Linked DNA regions of Homo sapiens: regions 1, 2 and 4 are each linked to region 3. Evidence: chromatin contacts called from ENCODE Hi-C or POLR2A ChIA-PET data. All regions are on one chromosome and are shown on one strand. The core of a region is the stretch at or near the end of the contact, and the rest is flanking DNA. Distances in the headings are between cores, read along the strand shown. Region 1 holds the start of ZNF497-AS1 (ZNF497 antisense RNA 1). Region 2 holds the start of MZF1 (myeloid zinc finger 1). Region 3 holds the start of ZNF304 (zinc finger protein 304). Region 4 holds the start of TRIM28 (tripartite motif containing 28).

The links. Hi-C counts contacts between places; a loop is a spot of excess contacts on that map. ChIA-PET counts read pairs that join two places held with the same protein, here RNA polymerase II (POLR2A). Pooled maps may share reads with other maps.
Region 1: a loop to region 3 is called in a pooled map, with 5 times the contacts of the local background. The contact joins the promoter of ZNF497-AS1 here to the promoter of ZNF304 in region 3. A Hi-C loop is called at or near these places in 1 of 168 maps with a recorded cell type or tissue (naive thymus-derived CD4-positive, alpha-beta T cell), 1 of 37 single-sample maps with no recorded cell type and 10 of 50 pooled maps. POLR2A ChIA-PET finds 5 or more read pairs at or near these places in 1 of 52 experiments (MCF 10A).
Region 2: a pooled map shows a loop between it and region 3 (7-fold over the local background). The contact joins the promoter of MZF1 here to the promoter of ZNF304 in region 3. A Hi-C loop is called at or near these places in 8 of 50 pooled maps.
Region 4: a loop to region 3 is called in a pooled map, with 4 times the contacts of the local background. The contact joins the promoter of TRIM28 here to the promoter of ZNF304 in region 3. A Hi-C loop is called at or near these places in 4 of 50 pooled maps.

Annotation. Positions count from the first base shown.
Region 1 is chr19:58,361,255-58,364,102 of GRCh38, reverse strand. ZNF497-AS1 (ZNF497 antisense RNA 1) reads right to left here and starts at 1,477. Exons shown (of 3, transcript NR_136527.1): 1 at 1,351-1,477. It overlaps ZNF497 (zinc finger protein 497), which reads left to right and starts at 1,352. Exons shown (of 3, transcript NM_198458.3): 1 at 1,352-1,426. It also overlaps the pseudogene RNA5SP473. RefSeq lists enhancers at 1,658-1,787, 1,517-2,065.
Region 2 is chr19:58,571,911-58,574,612 of GRCh38, reverse strand. MZF1 (myeloid zinc finger 1) reads left to right here and starts at 1,278. Exons shown (of 6, transcript NM_198055.2): 1 at 1,278-1,558. MZF1-AS1 (MZF1 antisense RNA 1) reads right to left here. Exons shown (of 6, transcript NR_027334.2): 4 at 2,658-2,702; 5 at 1,790-2,035; 6 at 1-1,696. RefSeq lists enhancers at 904-1,333, 1,394-1,483, 852-1,711, 1,712-2,573.
Region 3 is chr19:57,349,998-57,352,721 of GRCh38, reverse strand. ZNF304 (zinc finger protein 304) reads right to left here and starts at 1,451. Exons shown (of 3, transcript NM_020657.4): 1 at 1,025-1,451. The coding sequence starts at 1,057. RefSeq lists enhancers at 1,149-1,218, 557-1,415, 1,369-1,458, 1,416-2,275.
Region 4 is chr19:58,542,626-58,545,325 of GRCh38, reverse strand. It overlaps TRIM28 (tripartite motif containing 28), which reads right to left and starts at 1,262. Exons shown (of 17, transcript NM_005762.3): 1 at 229-1,262. The coding sequence starts at 568. It also overlaps the pseudogene RN7SL525P. RefSeq lists silencers at 242-531, 552-711, 792-1,001 and enhancers at 1,122-1,431, 1,583-2,087.

The DNA.
Region 1 (2,848 bases), core at 228-2,727, 1.0 Mb before region 3:
CCAAACCACCTGGGCTGAGGTGAGAGCTCCCTAGTACAAATTGGGAAAAATTGGTACAAAAAGAGCTCGTGGAGGCCGGGTGCAGTGGCTCGGGTCTGTAATCCTAGCACTTTGGGAGGCCAAGGTGGGAGGATCACTTGAGCCCAGAAGTTCAAGACCAGCCTGGGCCATATAGCGAGACCCCGTCTCTAGCTATTCATTTATTTTAGCTTACAGCATCTGGTCTATGTTGTTTTTTGAGACGGAGTCTTGCTCTGTCACCCAGGCTGGAGTGTGCAGTGGCACGACCTCAGCTCACTGTAACTTCTGCCTCCCCGGTTCAAGCGATTCTCCTGCCTCAGCCTCCCGAGTAGCTGGGATTATAGGCACACGCCAACAAGCCTAATTTTTGTATTTTCAGTAGAGACGGGGTTTCACCATGTTGGTCAGGCTGGTCTCGAACTCCTGACCTCGTGATCTGCCCGCCTCGGCCTCCCAAAGTTCTGGGATTACAGGCGTGAGCCACCGCGCCCGGTTTATTTATTTATTTTAGCCAACAGCACTCGGTGTTCCCAGACGGTCTCCCAAGTACTAACCAGGCCCGACCCTGCTTAGCTTCTGAGATCCCGACTCAATTTTTTTTTTTTTTTTTTGAGACGGAGTCTCGTTCTGTCGCCCCAGGCTGGAGTGCAGTGTCGCGATCTCGGCTCACTGCAAGCTCCGCCTCCCAGGTTCAAGCGATTCTCCTGCCTCAGCCTCCCGAGTAGCTGGGACTACAGGCGCCCGCCACCACGCCCGGCTAATTTTTTGTATTTTTAGTAGAGACGGGGTTTCTCCGTGTTAGCCAGGATGGTCTCGATCTCCTGACCTCGTGATCCGCCCGCCTCGACCTCCCAAAGTGCTGGGATTACAGGCGTGAGTCACCGCGCCCGGCCCCCGACTCTATTTTAAAAACCGCGTGGATTCCAGCTTGGTGGGTGTTCCACAGCGCGTGGGTGTGAGACGCAGCTCAGTGGCGTCAACTCAGCAAGGTTCCAGGGTGGTAAAGACGGCCTGGGGCCGGAGGAGGACCGCCAGGGAGAAGCTACGTTGGCCCGACTTGCGTCCGCGACCCGGGCAGCCCCAGGCGCCTGTGTAGCTGTTGGGTGTGTGCCGCAGAGGCTGGCCGGGTGCAGGAAGGGGCGGAGCGCATCCATGGCAACGCAGGACGCCCGAGTAGCTTGGCTGTGGCGCCGTCCCCATGGGAACCAGAAGGCGCGCGCCCGCAGCCGCGGCATAGTTACGCAGGCGCAGTGGGGAGAAACGCGACGCCTTGGGCCGCTCTGCCGAATGCAACCGCGCCCCCAGGAGACCCGGTGCCCGCCCTCCTACCATTCCACGCGGCTCGAGCCCGCGTGCGGGCCTCTTTCAGGCCGCTCCTAGTGGACGCAGAGGCGGGCCGAGGACGGTGAGTGACGCCGACGGACACCCTCGGCCAGGCACAGATCCGCCCTCCGGCTCCAACCACTCCCGCCGCGCGGGGCAGGACGGGCCTCGGCCCTGAGCTGGGCCCTCTGGGACCACCGAGAGATAGGCCTCCGCGCCGTCCAGAGCGGCCCGGAAGTGGCCCTGCACGGGCCAGAGGCGACCGTGGTCGGGACGGAAATGGCTCCCGTTTGCTGTTCTCTCGGTGAACGCGAGCCTTATGGCGATCAGTTCTGTGGCATCGTTCCTCCTGCTCGTTTATTCTTTCACTCATTCACTCATGCCCTGCCGCGCCATCATTTCTTCCCACATTCATTTATTCGTTCATCAGTCCCCAGCCCCGGGTAGTTTCGGAGCTCACCAGGCTGGGCTCGCCTCCCAGCCTCCGGAGCTGCCCGCACAGGCCTCGCGCCACCTGGCCGCAGCTTCCTCCCCTTTATCCACTCCGTATTTGTTTGTCCAGCCTAGGCCTTGGGGGTTGTGGGGGAGACACAAGTACCCGTGACTGGTCGGACAAGTGCCCGTTGTTGGGGGCGTGGGCGCTGGGACTGACGCGGGAGGTGGCTCTGATCATGTCGAGGTGAGGAGGAGGCGTTGAGGCTCAGAAAGGGCACGCAGCGTGGACGTGAGGACGTCGGGGAGGCTGGAGCAGTGAGGCCGACAGGAAGGACCTTACGGGGCTCACATGCTATCCCACGACGAGGACGGACTCAGGACGGCAGCCCTGATAGATGCGGCTGGGGGCTGGCGGGTCGGGGTCGCACACCACAGGATGGAGGGGCAGCGGTGCCTGGCTCCGCCTTAAGAAACATGGGCCCTTGGGGGACCCGGATTTCTGATACTTCAATACACAAATATGGATTTTTATTGAAATCAGATGTCGTTTTTTTAAAATTTAACTTTTGATTTGAGGTAATTATAAATTCACATGCAGTAACAAGTAATGCATACCCTATGTACGCTTTACCCAATTCCCCTAAAGGTGGCATCTTGAAAAACTAGAGGCCAGGTGCGGTGGCTCATGTCTGTAATCCCAGCACTTTGGGAGGCCAAGGCGGGTGGATCCCTTGAGCTCAGGAGTTAAAGACCAGCCTGAGCAACATGGTGAAACCCCATCTGTACTGAAAACACAAAAATTAGGCGGGTGTGGAGGCTGGTGCCTGTAATCCCAGCTACTCGGGAGTCTCAGGCAGGAGAATCGCTTGTACCCAGGAGGCGGAGGTCGCGGTGAGCCCACATCACGCCACTGCACTCCAACCTGGGCAACAGAGCGAGACTCTGTCTCAAAAAAAGAGAAGAGAAAGAAAAACTAGAGTACAATATCACAACTGAGATGCAGAATATTTCCATCACGAAGGATCCCCGTGTTGCCCTTACAGAGCCGCATACCCTTCCCTCCTACCTC
Region 2 (2,702 bases), core at 29-2,528, 1.2 Mb before region 3:
GGTAAAACCCCATCTCTACTAAAAATACAAAAATCAGCCGGGTGTGGTGGAGCAGCCTGCAGTCCCAGCTACTCGGGAGGCTGAGGCAGGAGAATCGCTTGAACCTGGGAGACGGAGGTTGCAGTGAGCCGAGATCGTGCCACTGCACTCCAGTCTGGCAACAGCGAGACTCCGTCAAAAAAAAAAAAAAAAAAAAGAAAGAAAGAAAAAGAAAAACACTGAAATAAAAGCACAAAGTTGGATACAAAACTGCTTAGTGAGCTACAAAGCGATACACTGGACAGAAAGCATTTGCAACCTATCAACCTGTACAGGGTAGCATATAACTGGACAGCATCTGGACTCCTAAGTTTTCCTAACAGTTTTACCTCGGATTCTCCCTGTCTCTCTTCGTGCTGTCATCTTTCTCTAGGTCTTCGAAAACTGTCAATCCATCTTACTGTATCTCTAATTTCTGTCCCTTTTCTCCCTTCTTGTTTCTGTCCCTCTCCCTTCTTGTCTACCTCTTGAGTCTGGATATCTGCATTTCTTGTCTCTGTGAACCCATTCTGCGTTTCCTTCTTTGTGTCTCTTTCATCTGCATCCCTTTCTGATCTGCCTCTCTCTTGCTAACTGTTCTGACACCTGTTTGCCCGGCCCTGACCCTCTGATCCACTCAGCCCTCTTATAACTTGGACCCGTGTCTCTATGTTTGTTCACTTATTTTCACTGTCTCTCCTCGCGTCGAGTCTCCGGTCCTCCCAGTCTGTGAGTCTGTCTCTCTGTCTCTCTCTCTCTTCCTCCCGCCGGTCCTTCGTCTCTCTTTGCCCTTGAGTCTCTGGTCTCTCTCCGTCTCTCCTCGCTGTTTCTATCGATCGGCATCTCTCTGCCCCAGTACCCTTCCCCACCTCTTCATCCCACATGCCCCATTGCATTTTCAACGCCCGCCGCGTCTCCGGGTTACCCAGGCGATGTCGAGTCGTGTCCCCAGGTTACCATGGAGACGTTCAGGGCCCGCCCCTCGCCCATGATCACAGAGGAACGTCATCGCGCCGCGCGCGCACGTACACACGAAGGGCCTGCTGACTACATCTGCCGGAAAGCATCGGGCCAAGCCTTTCTCCATTTTGCGGTCTAGGAAGTAGCAGAGGCCCCTTCCTGTAGGGAGTTGCCATGGAGACGCGGTGGGGCACCGACGGAGTTCTAATGACGGCCGTGATTGGTGCAGGATCCTGCTAATCTCAGGAAGGCCCGTAGAGAAGTGAGGAAAACGTGGTGGGGGGCATGCGCGATCTGGTAGGCGGTGCTGCCGTCTGTTGTACCTGAGAGGCTTGCGCATGCCGACGCACGGATTCGAGGCGGGGAGCATGGGAAGAAGCGGCCAGGAGTATGACCTGATCATTGCGACCACCGCTAGGGGAAGGGAGGAGAGGGTGTAGAAACGGGGACGAGGGTGGGGGAAGGGCAAGGAGGCGCTCGAGCTGGTGCGCGGAGCATCCTGGGAGACGTAGTCCAGCGGGAGGGGGAAGTCGAAGACTGCGCGTGCTCAGGAGCGCGGAGCGGCCCGCTGAGCGCAGAGGTGAGGGCGGGGTCCTCTTAACCGGGAGGGCTATCGTGTGGACGGGGGCGGTGGCTGCAGACTCGGGGATTCCGGCTCCCCAGTGAGACCGGAAGCGCGGGGAACGAATCCGGGCAGTCCTTGCGGGAGCGCCCAGGGCTAGAGCGAGAGGCTTGTCAATCACTACTCGTTGCCACGACGACAGGCTTTGGGAGCCCCGCCCCCGGTTGCCTAGGCGTCGTCTGGACCTACCTTGGCACCCTGGAGCGGAAGTTGCCGCCTGGACTTCTGGGAAGTGTATTTCGGGACCCTCCGTAGGTACCTGCCATCTTGGCTATGACCCAAGTCTCTCCCAGGGTTTCAGGTTGACTTGGCACCTTGAAGAGTGGAGGCTTGGCCCCCAGGATGAGGCGGCCCTCGAAATCGATGCCACCCACGGGGGAATGATTCTGCGGTGCCATCCCCTTCATAAACGCAGATTCCTTCCTAAAGCCGCAGCTGCAGAAGGAACAGCGCGAGGAGGGAGGTCAGCCCCACTTGCAAATGGGGAAACAAGTTCTCGAAGGCACAGTGATCTGAAGATGGGCGGAATCAGAGTCTCGGGACTTCCTTGCAGGCTCCTGTTCCGGCAGTCTTGGAGCCTTTGCCGCCCCCCCACCCATTGCGAAGCTCCCCCATCCCCTTCCAACCCCAGCTAAATCAGGAAGCTGAGATGGGGCATTGCGTAGTGTGATGTTGGGCTTAGAAGATGGGGCTGAGTAGGGAGAGAGGGTGCTGCCTGGGAGCTGAGCCATACAAGTGACTGCACAGGTTGACATGGAGGATTAGGTGGAGTGAGGCTTCCAAGCAGGGAGGGGAATGATGGTGGGGCCCAAATGAGGAGCCACATCGAAGTAGATGAGAGAATAGAAGGTGAAGTAAGGGCTGGCGTTGGGTAGGGGGAGACGCCAGCAGTGATGCTGATGCCCAGGCTGTAGGTGTATAGGTGCCATCCACCTGGTAAAGAGAGAGCTGTAGCGCAGGAATGAGGTTGCACATGTAGAAGAAGGGAAGGATACAGGGGAGAGAAGTGTCTTCTAGTCCTAAAAAACAGCCTGTGGGCTGGCATGGTGGAACAAACCTGTAAGTCCCAGCACTTCGGGAGGTCAAGGTAAGAGGATCATCT
Region 3 (2,724 bases), core at 202-2,701:
CTCTAGACCAGACACCATCAACACTACTGCAGTAGCTGCTCCCTCATGCTCACAGTCTGTTCTCAACCTGAAAGCCAGAGAGAGCATGTTAAAATCTGAGTCAGATCATCTCCCTCCTCTGCTCCAAATCTCCCACGACTTTTACCACACTCAAGACACCTCGGCCAGCCATTCCTGCCTAACTCCTTCCTCTGATACCTGTTTCCAACAAAGGTAATTAAGACCTGAGATTCCCTGAGCGCTCCAAACTCAATCCTACAAGCATTTGAGCGTACCTGTTCCTAGGTCTGATATACTTTTGCAGTACTCATCCCATTGGTCGCCAGGTGGGGACTTCTCCACATAACTCCATACAACTCATGGCCTGGATTCAGGACACTAAACTAGAAATGACCTCCATTCACTGCCCCCTGTCTCAAGTGAAGACAGTCATGTGAAGAATCCCAGGATATCATCACTATGTCTCATCAGAGAATCTGGTCAGCCTTCCTTATAAAATACATACAAAACCCAAAACCCATACATTCTCTAACCTCTGCTGCCACCACTCTGGCCCAGACCATCAACGCTCACCTGGACTATTTCAGTAGACTTCATCTTGATCTCCCCGTCTACCCTATAATCCCTAGTCTACCCACTCTGCAGCCAGAGGGAGCCTTTTAAGAACTGCGTCAGAGGACCTCCCTTCTCTGTACCAAACCTTGCATGACTCCCAGCACCCTCAGAAGAGAGGACCAGCTCCTCGGGCGGCCATTCCAGGCCTACCTCTGACCCCCTAGTCCCTGTTCTCACCAGGCACAGAGAGTTCCCGGAACTCCCCAAACTCATTCTCCTCTCCATGCATGCATTTGTACGAACTGCCCCTGCGCCTTCGAGTCCGTTCCACACCTTATGCCACTGATGAGGGGAGCGGAACCCCTCCACATAATGCGACGGAGTGAGCACCCTGAAGTGCGCGATGAGAGCGAACATCCCAGGACACACCAACCAGGCCGGGGTGCGCTTGAGGGATGCCCCCACTCACCTGAACCCGGTCCATCAGCACCGCCGCTGCCATGAGAAGCGGATGAACAGTCTGTGCCCTGTGGGCTCAGCCGAAACCCCACGCCTCCACCGCGCTGGACGCCCTCGGGCTGAGTGTAGCACTCCAAGTCTCAATCTACCCGGTGTAAAAACGCTCACAAGACTAAGGCGGCTGCTTCTGGGGGAGACAAGGACAAGAGGACGTGTGTGGAGGCCTCGGTAAGAGCCCAGCCCCGGCAGACACCTCCGCGAGAGGCCGCCCGTCCCACGACAGGGGTCATGGATTGTAACAAAAGCGCGAAGGAAGGTCCTGCAGTCTTCACTGTCTTTCTTTGCTAGGTTCCACGAGAGCCGCGTAGAAAGCCGACCCGATCTCTAGAACTCAGCCTTCACAACCAGAATGCACGGACCGGGCATAGGAAAAATACGTCACGACGGCGACGCCAGAAGTCTCGCCCCTGCAGCCCAGAGCAGCAGGAAACGCCCAGTTTCTGGGCTGTCATTGGCTGCACGCCGGCTAACAATGAGCTGGGCACAGATTTCTGGGTAACGTAGTTTGTACCCTGCATCCAACCAGGCAACGAGCGCCTTTCGGGTTCTCCCGGATGTCTGCCAAGAGGCGTCGTGCAGGGAGGGGGAGAAAAGACTGGGAAAACGATATCTCGGAGGCCACAGCTGCTTTTAAAGGGTATGCACCCTGATTTCCATGGCCACCTGGGACAATGCCACGCCACTGAAGTCGCCAGCAAGGGACCCATTCTTCAATCCTGCTTCTGAGGCCCTGGGAAACCTGCTTCACCTCTCTCAGATTTGGGGATTGAAACGTATTAATAAATTGAACGTTGTCTGTATTTCGTTTGTGGGCCTTTTTGTAAAACATTGAATGTCCTTCTAATTTTTCTAACATATAAAGAAAAGAGATGTAATTAGCTACCTTTCTGCTGGCTGTACAGGAAGCATGGTGCCCGTATCTGCTTCTGGTGAGGCCACAGGGAACTTTTATTCATGGCGAAAAGTGAAGGAGGAACTTACATGTAACATGACGAAAACATGAGCCTCTTCTAATTCATTGCTTCCCAATTTGATATGTAGTTTTACAGCATCAGCTTCACTATGAACTTAAAAAACCTGTGAATTCTTGGACCCAACCTATACCTTCTGATAAACTCTGGGGATGGGACCCTAGCTGAAGTTCAAGAACTGGAGGTCTTTTAAAGTCATTAGCCAAAAACAAAACAAAACAAAAACAAACAAAAAAAAATCAGTAAGATGAAAAACACTACAACCAACCTCATTAGGAATATGGGAAGTGAGGTAAAAAGTACTTAACACCAGGCCTGGCACATCGTGCTAAATACATACAAGCTGTTATCAGTCTTCCTCAACACAAGGTTCTCACATACACTGCTTTAGGAAGATAAATCAAAGATCCACCTTTTCAGGATCAGTGTGATTTTGAAAAAAAAAGAAAAAAGTACAATTATTCCCTCACTCATCAAATAGCATCATAGATAATAGTTATAATTTTTTTTTGAGACAGAGTTTCACTCTTGTTGCCCAGGCTTAAGTGCAATGGCACGATCTCAGCTCACTGCAACCTCTCCCTCCCAGGTTCAAGCGATTCTCCTGCCTCGGCCTCCCGAGTAGCTGGGATTACAAGCATCCGCCACCATGCCCGGCTAATTTTGTATTTTTAGTAGA
Region 4 (2,700 bases), core at 13-2,512, 1.2 Mb before region 3:
GCGAACCAGCCCCTCCCCTCCCCGAGCCTTCTTTTCTCCAACTTTAGTCAGATGTCCCATCTCAGCGGCCAGCACAAACCCACGTTCGTATGCAGGACCCAGAAAGTATTTCCCGTGCCCTGTCCGGGCCCCCATCCTCTCGCCCAGGTGGCATCCTCATCTCTGCACCCAGTCGGAATCAAAGGCAGAGAGTAGGGGGAGGGGTGGCACCGATCACTTCGTACTTACCGGTGCCGTCGCCCGCCGCCCCGCCGTCCCCCGAGCTGTTGGCGGCGGCGGGGGCCGCGGGCCCTAAGCAGGCACTACAGGCCGAGTGCAAACAGGGCAGCAGGCGGGGCTCCCTCTCGGGTCGCAGGCGCTCTCTGCACACGCCGCAGTGCTCCAGCAGCTCCAGCGCCTCGGCGCCGCCCCCCGCGGGCGACGACGCCGCGGCTGAGGCAGAGGCCGAGGCTGCGGCCGAAGGGGCGGTGGAGCGCTTTTCGCCGCCAGCGGAGCCCTCGCCCGGGCCCGGGCTGCCAGAGGCGGCCGAGGCCGCTGCTGCCGAGGCTGCCGCCGCGGAGGCCGCCATTCACACGCCGCCGGGGGCGCCCAGGGGGGGAGGAGGGGCGCGGGGCCCGCCGCGCAGGCGCAGACGCGCTCGCCGCCAACTGCTGGGCCGCTGCCGCCGCCGCCGCCGCGAGGCCGAGCGCCGCCACGCGCCTCCTGGGCCGCTGCCCGCCGCGCGCGGGACGCTGCTACGGCACGGCCAACTGCTGCCTGCTCGCCTCCCGAAGGCGCCGCCCGCGCTTCTTCCTCAGCCGCCGCCGAAACCCGCACCACGCGCCACAAGCACAAGCACAACCGCTCGCCCGCGCGCCCGCTCGCAGAAAGAGCCGAGGCCGGGGGGCGGGACAGAAATAACTGGCGCCGACGCCGCCGCGCACGCGCATTGGGCGCCTCACGCCCGGGGGCGGGGCCCAGGCCGGTCGGTGCGGGAGAGGCCGCCAGTACGCACGCGCCAACTCCTAGTCCTTCCACCACCGCCAACCCCACGTCGGTGGGGCTCTTGTGGGGGCGGGGCGGGGCCTCTGTGACGTCACTGCCGCAATTGAATCCGCCAGTGGGGTATGCGAACCTTTATAGAGTGTGATTCCCCTCTCAGCTCCACCTCCAGACCACACAGAAGCGGGCCGCTGTGCGCCCAAGCGCATGGGCAATCCGTCCCTCTTCCTCAACCCGCGTCTCTTCGCCGCCGTAGAGTCGTCTCCAGCCTCTGCGTCACTAAGAGTTCGGGATAGGGGGCAGGGCCGATGGAGAAGTAGGCGGGGCCAAGACCGAGTGAAGGGCTGTGTCCAGGGAGAGGGGAGGAGAGTCTCCATCCCAAGAGGGAGGAAGCTCCTGTGTGAGCTCGGGTGCTGACTTTTGGATTTTAACCACGCTATAGTTAAACTTGAGAAACACAGAAACTTGACTGAATCAAATGTAGATCACAGCCGGGCGCCGTGGCTCATACCTGTAATCCCACCACTTTCTTAGGCGAGTCGGGAAGCTCCGTTTAGCCCAGGAGGCCGAGGCAGCAGTGAGGCGGGATTGTGCCACTGCACGCCAGCCTAGACCACAGATGGAGAAAAATGTGGCCGGGCGCGGCGGCTCACGCCTGTAATTCCAGCACTTTGGGAGGTCGAGGCGGTTGGATCTTAAGTCAGGAGTTCGAGAGCAGCCTGGCCAACGTGGTGAAACCCCGTCTCTACTAAAAGTACAAAAAGTAGCCGGGCGTGGTGGCAGGCGCCTGTAATCCCAGCTACTCGGGAGGCTGAGGCAGGAGAATCGCTTGAACCCGGGAGGCGGAGGTTGCAGTGAGCCGAGATCGTGCCATTGCACTACAGCCTGGGAGAAAAGAGTGAAACTCCATCTCAAAAGAGGAGAGAAAGGTTTTTGTGTTTGTTTTGAGACGGAGTTTTGCTCTGTTGCCCAGGCTGGAGTGCAGTGGCACGATCTCGGCTCGCTGCAACCTCCGCCTCCCGGGTTCAAGCGATTCTTCTGCCTCAGCCTCCCGAGTAGCTGGGATTACAGGGGCCTGCCATCACGCCTGGCTAATTTTTGTATTTTTAATAGAGACGGGGTTTCACCACGTTGGCCAGGCTGGTCTCGAACTCCCGACGTCAGATGATAGACCCACTTTGGCCTCCCAAAGTGCTGGAATTACAGGTGTGAGCCACCACGCCGGGCCCCCCAACCCCCCATCAAGAAAAAAAATATATATATATATATACACATATATATAAATCACAAGAGGCTAAAGAGCAATGAGTCTGTGAAATCCCACCCAGCCCCCCAAGGCATCCCCTCCCCATGTTTTCGTCAGCAGCTACCCTGACTTTGATGCTTTTCCAGATGGGGAAACTGAACCTCAACAGTGGGGAATCCCAAGGAGGGAAGGAAGCAGGTCCATGTGGGGAGAATCCTGTCTGAGGTGGAAAGTAGGGTTTGTGTGGGGAAAATCCTGTCTGAGGGAAAGAGGGTGTGTGTGCGGAGGGGAACCCTGTCTGAGGAGGGAAGCAGGGTCTGTGTGGGGAGAATCCTGTCTGAGGAGGGAAGCAGCGTCTGTGTGGGGAGAATCCTGTCTGAGGAGGGAAGCAGGGTGTGTGTGGGGAGAATCCTGTCTGAGGAGGGAAGCAGGGTGTGTGTGGGGAGAATCCTGTCTGAGGAGGGAAGCAGGTT